2 separate regions of the Homo sapiens genome follow, and region 2 is linked to region 1. Evidence: chromatin contacts called from ENCODE Hi-C data. All regions are on one chromosome and are shown on one strand. The core of a region is the stretch at or near the end of the contact, and the rest is flanking DNA. Distances in the headings are between cores, read along the strand shown.

The links. Hi-C counts contacts between places; a loop is a spot of excess contacts on that map. Pooled maps may share reads with other maps.
Region 2: a map of dorsolateral prefrontal cortex shows a loop between it and region 1 (12-fold over the local background). The contact joins the promoter of NCAM1 here to the enhancer-like site in region 1. A Hi-C loop is called at or near these places in 2 of 168 maps with a recorded cell type or tissue (both dorsolateral prefrontal cortex) and 6 of 50 pooled maps.

The regions. Positions count from the first base shown.
Region 1 is chr11:112,901,263-112,908,262 of GRCh38, reverse strand. No RefSeq gene overlaps it. Among named protein-coding and RNA genes, the nearest start is that of NCAM1, 57 kb to the left of the region's middle. Within about 2 kb of position 5,727, at least 5 of the 41 ENCODE cell types and tissues checked have a DNase peak (open chromatin) inside an H3K27ac peak, as active enhancers do; they include dorsolateral prefrontal cortex, where a contact is called at or near this core.
Region 2 is chr11:112,956,431-112,963,302 of GRCh38, reverse strand. NCAM1 (neural cell adhesion molecule 1) reads right to left here and starts at 1,883. Exons shown (of 20, transcript NM_181351.5): 1 at 1,639-1,883. The coding sequence starts at 1,690. It overlaps NCAM1-AS2 (NCAM1 antisense RNA 2), which reads left to right. Exons shown (of 3, transcript NR_120563.1): 1 at 1-93; 2 at 1,827-1,936; 3 at 2,452-4,024. RefSeq lists an enhancer at 1,163-1,940.

The DNA.
Region 1 (7,000 bases), core at 4,478-6,977:
TTCATCCCAGGGGCACCACTCTCATTGCTAAAAGTCGTTTAATGTTGAACAAATGGGAATGGCAAAGGCTCTTTGGAATCATTACACCAAGAGAGAAAGATGTGCAGTGTACTGAACCATGAAAGATGGCCTGAAATCACCCTTTCTCTCATAGTGCTGGTAACTCAACCTCCAGGTAAACAGGCAAATCCTCCCTGCATGCAAAATAAAGGTAGAAACATTCCACAGGTGGCTGGAAGATTTCTTTTTCCTCAACTGTGTGTCTCTGCTCAGCTAGAACAAGCCTCTTGTCGGGGCTCATCCTTTCTGTAAATGCTTCTCTAAAAATTTTTCTTTTTGTTCCTTTGACCTGTAATCTTTGAGGAGGATGCTGCTCCCCTCAGCATTGATTTGACAAGCTAAACGTCAGCAGTGAATGCCAGGAGCCTCACAGAGAGTGAATCCTCTTCTGAAGAGATGTCTGATGAGTCTAAACCTCAGCTCCAGATCGTGAGCCTTTGCTCCCCAGCCGAGAAAAATCGATCCCGTTCCTTTTTCAGGAGCAGTGAAGTGAATGCTAGGCAGTTTATGTTTAATGGGGTCCCAGGAGTTTATGGGAAGAGGAGTTCGTTTTTATGTCCTTGGTGCCTTGAGTTCACCAGGTATAGCTAATGGGAGAAAAGAATGGGAGAGGAGGCTTCACTCCTGATGGTGTTCTTCTTTCCTCTGCAAATTTTGGAAACGTGGAAGGTGCAGGGCATGTTGGTGACGGGGCTTGACTGTAATAACCTGTTTGCCAGTCTGAGTTTTATAGCCTTGCTGAGGATTCCTGGGCTGAAACTGAAATTCTATTTCTGCAACTGAGGATAAGCATTTCTAATTCTGCTCATGTTGAAAGGGTCCAATTTCCAAAGGCACAGACTTAGCACTCCTTATTTGCACTGAATCATCAAACCCCTCGCCTGGGCCTGGGCTCGGCTCTGACTTCTTGCGGAGGAGCTCAGGGGAAGCAGGCAGTGATAGATGAGGCTGAAGAGGTTGGCAGGGGCCAGCTTTAGAGAACCATCCATGGCAAGGTAACACATCAAATTTTTATCCTATAGAGGATGGACAATCATTGAAGAATATTTAACTGGGGAATAACAGTCAGATTGGTGTTTCAGATTGAACATCATGGCAGCTGAGTGAGGATGGGTTGATATAAGGGGGGCAAGACAGGGGACAGGGAGGCCAGTTAGGAGTTTCTACTAATAGCTGGGTTGACAGCATCAGGACTCAGGGATATCTAGCCACCTGTTGGACTCGTCCACTTCGGTTTTCTGCAAAGAAATAAAACCTTATCCTCTTACCTCAAAATCATGCTTCTTCCGAATTCCCTGCCTTGATGAAAATTGCCCAACCACCCTAGTCAGAAACGTGGTAACCACTCTTGACACACTTCAATTTCCTCCTTCCCCATATTCTATCACCATGACCTGTCCATTTTACCTGTAAAATAGTATAGTCCTGAAATCTTCCCCTCTGCTCCATTCCTAAAATTATTGCTCCAATTCAGGTCTTCATATTCTCTCCCCTGACTTTTGCAATAGTCTTCCAAACTGAAAAGTAGTGGTCCTCAGAGGGTCTGCTCTTTCAGAGAGGGCAAAGAAATGAGAAACATCCCCCCCTCCCCACACTCAATTGCAAGACCAGCTCCTCAACAGGAAGGCTTACCTGAAACCCCCAGGCAGGTTAGGTACCTTTCTTAGTCCATTTGTGCTGTTAAAACAAAATACCTTAGACTGGGTAATTTATAAACAACAAATTTATTGCTCACAGTTCTGGAGGCTGGGAAGTCTAAGATCAAAGGCCTGCAGATTCAGTATTTGGTGAAGCCCTCTTCTTTGCTTCCTAGATGGCACCTTCTTGCTGAGTATTCATATGATGCAAGGGGCAAATTTTTTGTCTTCACGTGGTAGAAGGTTGGAAGGGCCAAACAGGTTCCTCAGGCCTATTTTATAAGGTCACTAATCTCATTCATGAGGACAGAACCCTCATAACCTAATCACCCCACAAAGGCCCCACTTCTTAATACTGCTGCCATGGTAATAAAGTTTAAACATATGAATTTGGAGGAGGAGCAAAAACATTCAGACCATAGCAGTACCCATTCCCTGCTTATCCCTATCATAGCATTTTTCACATTTTGTTGTCCTTATCTGGTAACATATTTGTCTTCCTCTCTTGATCAAGGGTCAGTAAACTAAAGCCTGCTGGCCAAATCTGGCCTGCCACCTGTTTTTGTAAAGAAAGTTTAATTGGATGACAGCCATGCACAATCACTTACACAGTATATAGGGCTGGCATTTTTCCCTACACAAGAATGGAGTTGAGGAAGTCCAACAACGATGGGGTAGCTCATAAATCCTAAAGTATTTATTACCTGGCCCTTTACAGAAAAAGGTTGTAGACCCTGTTCTAGCCCATAAATATATCAAGGGTGTGAAAGAGAGTTTATGTGATTGCCGTATCCCTGGGATCTAGAACAGTGCTTGGAACATAAATACAAAGTGTGCTGTGTGTGTGTTGGAACGACCTACCTCTTGTGACTGGCTCAATGGTACTAAGGAAGATGAGTCACAGCCTGATTTCTATACACCTATGAACAGATGTAGTTCACCTCTTTCCCTCTTAGATGATGACCTCCACTATTATTACTCAGCAATGCTTAGCTCCTTTTACTGGTGGAGTCCCAAACACCTTGATTCATCATGCCTAGGGGTGGCATTGCCTGCAACCCATACACCCCAATAACGCAACCCATCTTTCAGCAAGATGGGCTATGGTTTCTGCCTACTATTCATCCCAAAGGAGCAGAAAAGTTTAGAGACTCCTATAAGGCACCGCAATCTTGGTTTAGTCCTGTAGTTATATTGCTTTCAATAAGTTTTGATGGCTGAGTCTAATGATTTCAGAGATAGATCATGGATTTAGACCAGACTTTCTAGAAGCAAAGCATTAGTCTGACATGAGGGCTCAGACCTGTATGTTGGTCATTTCAGTGATCAGGCACTGTGCTAAGCAGTTTGCATGCATTAGTTTTCTTTCTTTCTTTTTTTTTTTTTTTGGCCTTGAGATAGGGTCTGGCTCTGTTGCCTAGGCTGTAGTGCAGTGGCACAATCTCAGCTCACTGCAACCTACATCTCCCAGGCTCAAGTGATCCTCCTACCTCAGCCTCCTGAGTAGCTGGGACTACAGGCGCACACCACCAAACCCAGCTAATTTTTTGTTTTTTGATTTTTGTAGCAATGAAGTCTTGCTATGTTGCCCAAGCTGGTCTCAAATCCCTGGGGTAAAGCAATCCTCTTGCCTCAGTCTCCCAAAGTGCTGGAATTACAGGCATGAACCACTGCACCTGGCCACAATCAGTTTTGCTCACTGTTGCTCTATCCTATGTATCTAGAACAGTGCCTGGTGCCTGATGCATGGTAAGCACTCAAGAAAGATTTGTTAATGAAAATTCATTTGAATTGTTTTCTATCATTCTTTTCACCACTTGTGAGCTATGCCCTATTTTCCCCCATCTTATAGATGAGTAAGCAGGGCCAGGAAAGCTCTGCAGTACAGCTGGCCAGTGTCATGGGCAAGAGTTAAGCCAGAACTTTTTGGTTTGGAAGGCTGTGCTCTGTCCATGACATCAAGATTATCAAGATTTGGGCAGAGAGGAACTCCATTTGGGGTGTAACATCCTCACCTTTGTTATTTCAGTTCTAGAAATGTATCAGAAGACAAACTTCTTGGGTCACTATTTCCCAGGGTGTACAGATACTCCCTGACTTATGATGGAGTTATGTCCTGGTAAACCAATTGACAAGTTGAAAATATCATTGCTTCAAAAATGCATTTAATACACCTAACCTGCCAAACATCATAGCTTAGCCTAGCCTACCTTAAACATGCTCAGAACACTTACAGTAGCCTACAGTCGGGCAAAATCATCTAACCTAAAGCCTATTTTATAATAAAGAGTTGAATATCTCATGATTTAAACAATTTTTTTTTGAGACAGAGTTTCGCTCTTGTTGCCCATGCTGGAGTGCAGTGGCACAATATCGGCTCACTGCAACCTCTGCCTCCCAGGTTTAAGCAATTCCCCTGCCTCAGCCTCCGGAATAGCTGGGATTATAGGCGCCTGCCACCATGTGTGCCTAATTTTTGTATTTTTAGTAGAGAGGAGATTTCACTATGTTGGCCAGGCTGCTCTCGAACTCCTGACCTCAGGTGATCCACCTGCCTCGGCCTCCCAAAGTGCTGGGATTATAGGCGTGAGCCACTGTGCCTGGCTGAATATCTTATGTTATTAAGTACTCTACTAAAAGTGAAAAACAAAATGGTTGTACGGGTACTCAAAGTATGGTTTGTACTGGAAGCATAGCGCTTTTGCACCATGGTAAAGTAAAAAAAAATGTAAATTGAACCATTGTAAGTCAGGGTGCCTGTAATCATTTACATGATTTCAAAAGCAGCATTTTCAAGAGCTGAGATTCATCCTTTGCATAAAAAACAGGACAGAGGCCCTTGAGAATTCCGTGTTGCCTGTACAGGTTTTGGCATATTCTCTGAAAATTCTGAAGACAGCAGCCCCTCTCCCATGCCACTGTAGAGAATCCTGGGCTTCCCTAAGGCTACATCGTGTTCCATTCAAGCACAATGGTAATGGGGCAGTTGAGCTGTACACCGGCTTTTCAAAAGGCTCCAGTATAATGTAGCGATTGTGTCATAGACAACAATAATAAAGAAAAAACCTCCCAGCCAACTTTTTTCACATGACTGGACAGAGAAAACAAGCAAACACGAAAATGACTGAGCCTCCCCCAAGCCTCCTCTTCAGAAGGCAGGCTCCAGAACCATTGCTTGATTCTCTATGTCACAAATTGAATGAAGATTGGAAACTTCCCTATCTAGCACAACAAATGAATCTAATTTGTGATTTTCATTCCCTTCACTCTGAGCTCTATTTATGGATGACCTTTGATGTCACATCCATTTCCAAAATATATCATTAAGTAGCAAAAAACCACCTCAGCAGGTGAGATTAAAACTGATCATGTGGAAGTTTTTACTTGTATTTCTAGCACTCCGTTACCCAGGCTGAAAACCAGACTTGTGCTTTTCTTCCTCCAGAGATAATCTTCACTTTAATGAGCTACAGAAAGCAGCCTGCCAGCAAAAAAAAACAAACATTTATCAAAGCCTCAATAAATAGTAATTCACTGAAGTTAAGATTCTTCCTCCTGAAAGTCTAAACGCCTTCTAAAAATTATTTCAGAGCTATGTTGCTAAAGGATTAAAATAGATTGAGTGCTTAAGTCTTCTGTTGTTCATGTTCAACTGGGTATTCTCTTGGGAATGTTAAACCAAACAGGAGGGGAAAAGCTGCAGAGATAACTAATGTAAGATCTGCTGGAAACTCCTAAGAGAGAGGGAAATGAATTTTGCAAGAGCTTTCTTCTCTTTTTCCTTCTCCCACCCATACTCCCTTGCTTCTTGCTTTCCATTTGACTCTGGTCATGGTTTCACTTGCTTTCAGGACCTTGGATGAATACCAGGCAGTTCTCTGGGTGACTCTTTGAGGTCAGAGAAGCTTTTGTCTGCCAATACTGGATGAGAAGGTGGATGTGATAGGAATCTATGGTGTAAATTTTGACAGGCTGAAATGCCTTTGGGCCCTGGTGAGCCTCCCTAAAGTACTGATTGTGCTCAGAGCTCATGAGAATGGCCTGGTGTGGGGAAGGAGAGAGGGTCAGGCAGGCAGAAACACTAGTAACCATGTCGAGTAACTTGGCATTTTCCAGCTCATATTTCTTCTTGTATTGGAATTCCTCCAGTAACAGGAGATGGTTCCCCTCTGTTCTTAGAAGCAAAGTACAAGAGAGTTGGAAGGAATCTTGGCCATCACTGTGTCCAGTCTTCTCACTGTAAATATGCTTAAAATCTCTTCCACTTTAAATAAAAAAAAATCTGCTATACTTTGTGTTGTTCTCCAGCCACCTCTTTAATTATCTTCTTCCCTTCAGTGCAAATACATTGAAAGGTAGCCGATACTCACTGACTCGAATACCACACAGCCTGCCTGTAACCCTGCCTTGCCTTTCTGCAATCCATCTTTTAGGTATCATTCCTAGAAACCGCTTATTGCAAAGTCATCAATAACTCACCAGTTGTCAAAACCAATGAACGCTTTCCCAGTTAGTGCTTGAATTTTTTGCCACTTGGATGCTGCTCATTGCTTCCTTAGGAAACTCTCCTTCAGGCTTCAGAGACCCCCTTCTTCTGGAACTCCCACTTCCTTGACAGCCCTTACTCAGTGTCTTGCTGGTTCCTCTTTCGCCAAGTCTTTAAATACTGCCCCTTCCATATAAGCCTGTCCTTGATCTTGTTCTTTTTTCACTCTGCATTCTGTTTGACTGGTCTCATCAACTCATGACATCAACCATCACCTCCATAGATGCCCCTCAAATGTGCCATTAACTCAAAATCCCCAGCTCCACAGTGGGATATCTTACAGCCCACAGGTATCTTCACCTGGCTTCCTCTTAGGCACTTTAAACACAAATGGTCCCAAATAGAAATCACTTTTCATCTTCTCCCATTCAGTCTTTTCCGCAGAGATCTTGCATCTCTATCAATGAATCCAAACCAGAACCTTTGTGGGTAATCTGACATCTGCTTCTCCCACACACCCTGCATCTAATTAAGCACCAAGTTCTCCCAGTTCTTCATTCTATGAATCTCTGAGCTCTGCCTCCTGCACCACCACTGCTTTCTGTCTCTTAACTGCCCTATCATAGTACTCTTCTCATTGACCTCCCTGCTTCCACAGCCTACCTCTCCAACCCATGTGCCATACGTAGGTCGGAGTGCTCCTGTAAGCACTGGTCTTGTCTGACAATCCTACTGTTCAAAAACCCTTGATGAGTCTTTGCTGTCTATAGGTTAAATGCAACCTCCTTAGCCTGACAGAAGAGGCCCATCCTTTCTT
Region 2 (6,872 bases), core at 634-3,133, 59 kb before region 1:
AGCACTCCCGGTGACCACCTAGTCTCCATTTTATTTCCTCGGAAACTGCCGGGCAGGCGGGGGACCGGCCGCAGGGCGGGGTTTCTCTTGGCGGTGAGTGAGCGAGACCGTTAGGCTGAAGCACCGGGAGACTGTCCTGGCAGCTCCTGGCCGCCACCCGCGCCGCAATAAAAGCCTCTCGCGGCTTCCCGCCCAGCCAGCTTCGCACTGATTGGTCGCCGTGGGAGGGACCCGAGTTGGCTGGAGGCGGCGGCCGAGCGCTGCTCTTGTGCCGCCCGCGGAGGGGGCGCACTGGGTGCTCCCTGGCCCGCCCCGTGCGCTCCCCAACCGGGGGTCGGCCGTCCAGGGCAGGTACAACGGTACCTGGAGCTGCGACCGCGACACACAGCCCCTCCGCCCGGCTTTCCTCGATCGCTTCCCAGCACACGCCCCCCGCCCAGAATGTCCGCCCAACCCACCCAGCTCTCTGCGGCCCCTGCTTTTCTTCCTTCCCTCCCGTCCATCAGAGCCAAAGCGCAAATCCTTGGGTGGAGGTGGGGGGATGACAGCTGGAGGGGAGGGTGGGCACGCACAGAAGAATTTTCCAGGGAGGCCGGGATGGAAATAGCCAAAATGAAATGCACCTCCCTGCACACTGCCGAGGTTCTCTGGGCGGCGGCGCAACCCCCGCCACCCGCGGCAGCATCACTACTGTCTTCCTCCCAGCTCCCTATTGTTCACACTTTGCCAGGATCGGGAACCTCGCCCAAAGAAAGGAGACAGGGCGAGGTGTTTCGGGCGGCTACCTGCCATTCTTCTCCCGCCCCGTGCAACACTGGGCACGCGGCGCGTGTAAAGACACACGCGCGCACACGCGCGCGCACACACCAGGCAGCCCCAATCACGCCCTCCTCGCCCTCCGCCCCTCCGCACTTCCTCCTGTCAAAACGCGGCGCTCGACCCTCCCATCCTTCAGTGCTCGCGGCCGAGGGTAGGCTTTGCAACTAACCAGCAATTTGGCAAATGAAAAACTAACGTCATGTCGACTGGGGTGCAACAACGGTCACACCAACAACAACGGCCGTGCGATTCTGCCCATTTTGCCCCATTTTGCAAACCGTTATTCTTCTGGGGCGGGGGAAGCAAAGCAGCGATCCTGACTTTATTAGACCCAGGAATATAACGATCTGGGGCGGCTGCCCTAGCCTTATTGTTCACTCTTCCCGGAGCCGGGGCTGACAAGCCACTTCCCCCTCGGAATCCGAGCCCGTGCGGCGGCACCACCCGAGCCGCGACCTCCCCCGCCCCGCCGCCCGCCTTTGGGGAAGGAGCGCTGCCCATCACCAGCGCGGCCGCTGAGTCCCCAGGAGCCGGCCGGCTCTGCTCCCACCGCCGCGGGCGCACAAAGTGGGAAGGGCGGACGCGCCGGAGGGGCGCCGGGCGCTGGCGGCTCGGGGAGGCAGCCCCGTGCAGCGCAGCCCTGGAGGGAGCGGGGTTCGGCTGGGCAGCAAGGGCGACGCGCTCCTTTCACAGCTAAACGAAAATGACCAGCCTTAGCAGTCCACGTAAAACCACCCAAAATAATAGCGTTCCTCCTAGGAGTAGGAGGAAGGGGTAATTAGCAAACCAGATTGAGAATTAAAAAAAAAAAAAATGTACCTGCAGTTCCCAGGAAAAACAAAGTCCAGATGAGATCCTTAGTTTGCAGCATTGTAATCTGCTGGCTGGGAGGGATGTTCTTGCCGCGGTAAATTCTGTGCCCCCCCCCCTGCAGCGAGTGTGGACGGCGGCTGAGCGACAGACCTAGGGGCAGACAATTGCCAGGCTGAGTATGATTATTTTTGCAGAATTGTTTCCTGCCAGCGGCAGCCGAGCTGCGTTCACGCGCTGATCGGAGAATGAGTGACAGTCCCAGCCTCAGCACACTCGCAACTCGGAGATCCTTGCGCTGGCCCGGGTTCGTTTTGATGGAACTGGGATGGGAGCGAGGAGCGGGGGGCGGGGGTGAGAACCTCACTGTGTCCTTCCACCACGCCGGCCACAAATAGTGCCGAACATCAAGGAGGTAAGAGAGACAGGGGAGGCAGATGCGGAAGCCTGCAAAACGCGGCCTGGAGCTTTTGGGGGAGCCGGGCTCTTTCACACGCAGTCTCCCTGGGAGAGCTGGGATTTCTTTTCACACTTCTACCCTACGCCTTCGCAGGCGCTCCTGCTACCCAGCCTTCCTTAATCAGCAGTTTGCATATTTTGATAACTAGTAAATAATAAAAGCAAAATTTTAGATTTGGTTAGGTAAAGTTGTCAAATCCCTCCATTTCGATTCTAAGATCCTTGCAACACAAGGATAGCCCAGGACTTTAAGTGCGGGAAATTAGAACTTTGGAGAGGGATGGGGGTTGCCGTTGCTGGGTGTTGTTTGGATATTGTTTGTTTGTTTGTTTTATCCTAACTGTGAAGTTTGCTCTCCCACAGAGAGACATACAACACCCTTCAGCAGATCCCCTGGGAAGGAGGTGGGAAGAGACTTAAGTTAGAAGAAAACTCCGATGTTTGGAAGAGATTTCCAGAAATAACCCGAAGAAAATGTTTTCCTGTTTATAAATTCTGAAATCTGTGGTCTCTTTATTAAAATAGCCAGGCTTTTATATAGGTATTATGATATAGAAGCGTCATTAAATAATATTTTCTTACATGGGGACGTGACCTTAATTCTTAAAGATATTAATGTATAATATTACTGAGGTACCAACACAATAGGCTTTAATTAAAATTCCACCCGTGTTTTCAAAAGTAGGGGGTGGAGAAAGCGGGGTGAAAAGAATCATGTCTCAGCACCTGAAGGCTTGGGTATGTAAGGAACTAATGTGAGAAAGGTGTTCTAGATGTCAGGTTAACCCATTAGCCTAGAACACTGAAACCCTCTAACAGAGGAAGTCTGCATAAGTTCAAAGGCATTAAAGCACTAATGTTACCGGGTACTCCGTTTTTCTTCAAAGGTCGGCCTCCCCACTCCTGTAGCAGGTTTTTTGTTTTGTTTTGTTTTGTTTTGTTTCTGTTTTGTTTTTTTGAGATGGAGCCTCGCTCTGTCGCCCAGGCTGCAGTGCAGTGGCGCCATCTCTGCTCACTGCAACCTCTGCTCCCGGTTCAAGCGATTCTGCTGCCTCAGCCTCCTGAGTAGCTGGGATTACAGGCGCGCGCCACCACGCCCAGCTAATTTTTGTATTTTTAGTAGAGACGGTGTTTCACCATGTTGGTCAGGCCGGTCTCGAACTCCTGACCTCGTGATCTGCCCACCTCAGCCTCCCAAAGTGCTAGGATTACAGCCGTGAGCTACCGCACCCAGCCGCTGTAGCAGTTTTTAAAAGTCCATCCTCTACTGTCAGGACATCCATCCTTATTGGACAGGCCCCATCTCTTCCCCACTTTCCTCCTCTATAATAGACCAAGTGGGCCACACCAGTACAGTGTAATTAGCTTGGACCCCTGAAAAGTATTTCTTCCCCCAAGTAAATCTTCCACAACGTTTACTTTGGGCTATTTCTCTCATTCCAAGTATAAACAATTCAAAAGTACAGAAAAGTAGAAAGAACTAAAAATAACCCCAAATCCCACAGATTCCAGAGATACTCATAGATTTTGTCTTCTGTATGTGCATATGATTTTTATAATTGACATATTATAGTAGCAATTTGAATCCTGCTGATTTTGCCTAACATCAGTATAAGCATTTATTCCTCTGGATCATTAAAAAGCTTTTCTAGATATTTTTATAGCTATGTAATATTTCTTCATATGGATGATTTTGCAATGGTTTCCCCATTTTTGCATATTTATATTGTTTGTGGAGTTTGATAATATAAATAAGGCTTTTTTGAACATCTTTCAACAAATATTTGCGGAGCAACCACTGGGTTTAGCCCTGTGCTAGATGCAGTGAATTATATACGTCTTTTTTTAATGGTTGCTGTATTTAAGTGTCTTTGATTTCAGACTTCTGCTTCTAACATCTAAAATCACCACATTAAATATTACAGATTTATGTAAATGAATGTTATCAGACTCTTTCCTTAAAAAAGAGGTTTTGATGGTGAGGAAAGATAGAGAGAACAGGCAGGGGGTAGAGTGGGGAGAGTGAAGGTTGGGGCCCCCAAAATAAAAATTTTTCCAATTTTGCCCCTAAGAGTGAGAGACACATTCTTCCCTGCAAACCTCCCTCCTTATAGTCCTGTCAGTAGAATTAAAAGACTCCTCACTATTTTTCTCCCCAAATGTCCCTATTTTTAGCTTTTCAATGTAGGCAAGTGTGGAAATCCAATCTCACTTGAGTATGACTGAATTTCTTTTTTTTCCCTCTCTCTCTCCAGCCCCTCCCTACCCCGTGTGGTTGTTGATCTCTGTTGTAATGATTCATTCTAGAATGCTGCCCCAGTCATTCCAGTCCACACTCCCAGTATCACTCCCAAATTCTTTTAACAGGATATGTCACTTGTCTCCAATTCTGTATATCTCCGCTAGTCGGTGCCTACATCTGTGAGCTCTGTTGCGTTTCAATCCCTTCCTGATCCTCATTTTAAAATGGACAAAACTGTGGCCCTCACTGGACCTCTCTCCCCAGAGAGAGGCCCAGGCTGTCAGGCACACATTAATGAGCATCTACAAAGTGAACATCCATGGGATTGAGGCAGAGGAAGGAGACTCCAGACTGTGCTTTAGAGAGAAAGTTCTTTAGAGAGGAAGCAGAGAATGGTCCAAGAAGACAGCCATGGCAAGGAGACAAGCTAGGAGGCCATGATAGCTCTGGATAGGGTGACAGGGACTAATTAAGAAAGCGACAGTGGGAAAGGAGGCAAAAAGGAGCCCAGATTTGCAATTCCAAGATAAGATAAGAACAGGTGGACCTGGGTATGTTGTGAAGATGGAAGTATGAGGCAGAGGAAGAAATCCAAGTTCCTTTCATTCATTCAACAAATATTTATGGATTCTCAACTAAGTGCCTGGCACTGCTCTGGACACTGGGGATGTAGCCGTGGACAAAGTAGAGCCTTTGCCCTCATGGGATTTCCTTCTTATGGGGGAAGACAGAGAATAAATCCTTAAACATTTAGTAGTGTACAGATGGTGATAAGTGCTAAGGAAAGCAATAAGGAGAGATAAGGGGACAGAGAGTCTGGGGCGGAGAGGGATTACCATTTTGTTTAGTGGAGCTATACGGGTGTATGTGATACAGATCTTGAGAAAGTGACAACCGCTAAGGGTCCAGTGTGGGCAATTGAATAGTTGCTGGTAACATTGACAGGGAGCAGAAGAAGAGGGGCAGATTCAGACCAGGTGATAAGCAAAGAAGCAATGATGTCAGCTCTGCACATGCTAAGTCTGAGATGTTTCAGAGACATCCAAGTGGAAATGTGTGGAAGACAGACAGAGAGGGCCCAGAGAACATCAATGTTTAAGGTACAGGCAGAAGGACTTATCAATGAAATACTGAAAAACAGACAGCTAGAAAGAAAATTGAAACATGACAATGTCACAAAACCTAAAGAAGAAAGCTTTGAGGTGGTCAAAAAAGAGGAAGATTTAAAAGAATTTCCTGAATTTGACCATTGGAAAGTCCTTAGTGGCCCCTGGGGGAACAGTATTCATGGAATGGAGGGAAAAGGAGACATCATGGTCCCAGAAATGAAAGGGAGGGGAGGAGAGAGAAGCCAGGGGTGTGGACTACTCTCTCCAGCAGTGTGATGTTGAAGGAGTAGTGGGATAATGGCAGGGAGGCAAGCTTGTGGGAGAAGGAGGCTTAAAAGACAGTTTTCTTTTCTTCTCTTTTAATGTGAGGACTTTATTATCAGGTTATAAAGTAAGTTAAATTGGTGTTAACTCTTGCTCAGCACCACCAAGACCTTATGCACTAGCTTGACTTACACAACTTGAAAAATGAACTTGGAATAGTGCCCTAATTTAGAGCTTCTTTCCTATTGTTATTGACAATGGAGACCCCAGGTTTGATCTTAGGACTCACAGATACCCTAAGAACTTTATTTCACTATTGATACAGGCAAAATGGAGTCTGAGAAGCACAGCATCTTAAGACCAACACAAGAGACAGGTCTTAAGACAACTTAAGACCTGAGGCTAAGAGAGGCTGAAAATCTTCTTCCCGTTTTTGTTTGTTTGTTTGTTTGTTTGTTTTACTGGGTTGTTTGTTCTGTTATTGTTAAGTCATAGGAATTCTTTATATGTGGTAGATACCAATCTCTCATCAGATATATGATTTGAAAATATTTTCCTATTCCATGGGTTGCCTTTTCACTCTGTTTATAGTGTTTTTTCCATATAGTAACATTTTTAATTTTGAGAAAGTCCAACTTAATCTATTTATTCTCTGGCTTATCCAAAGAACTGAGCATGAGCCAGGAAAGTGTAAGGACCAGGAGGTAAACTTGAGCCCACAAAGCTAAAGAGTGAAAGTCTCTCGGGACCCTCCCAGCTCACTCTTAGCTTCTCATGTTCCAAATCTGATTGACGTGAGAAATTACTTACAAACTCTAACCCATGGCGGGGCTGGGGCAACTGATGTGCTTCCTCCCTGTTCAAGGCTGGCTCAGGCACTGGTTAAAGACTAGCGGGCACTCATCAGTCAATCCAGCTCAATGGTGCTGGGGACTCCCAAACGCGGGAGAAATGAGACAGAGGTTGACATAGAACCAGTGCTCCTTTGTGTGGGTTGTGCACTGCACAGCTTCAAGGGGTGTTTTGCAAATCCCACCCATCATATATTTATGCAGTTGTTATGATGATTTTTTTCTGGCATCAGTGGAAGTAAAGCATCAAGGAAGAGGTGCTGTTTTCATTTCCCTTTTTTTTTTTAATTGTGCAGAAAGTTTATTAGGAATTACTTT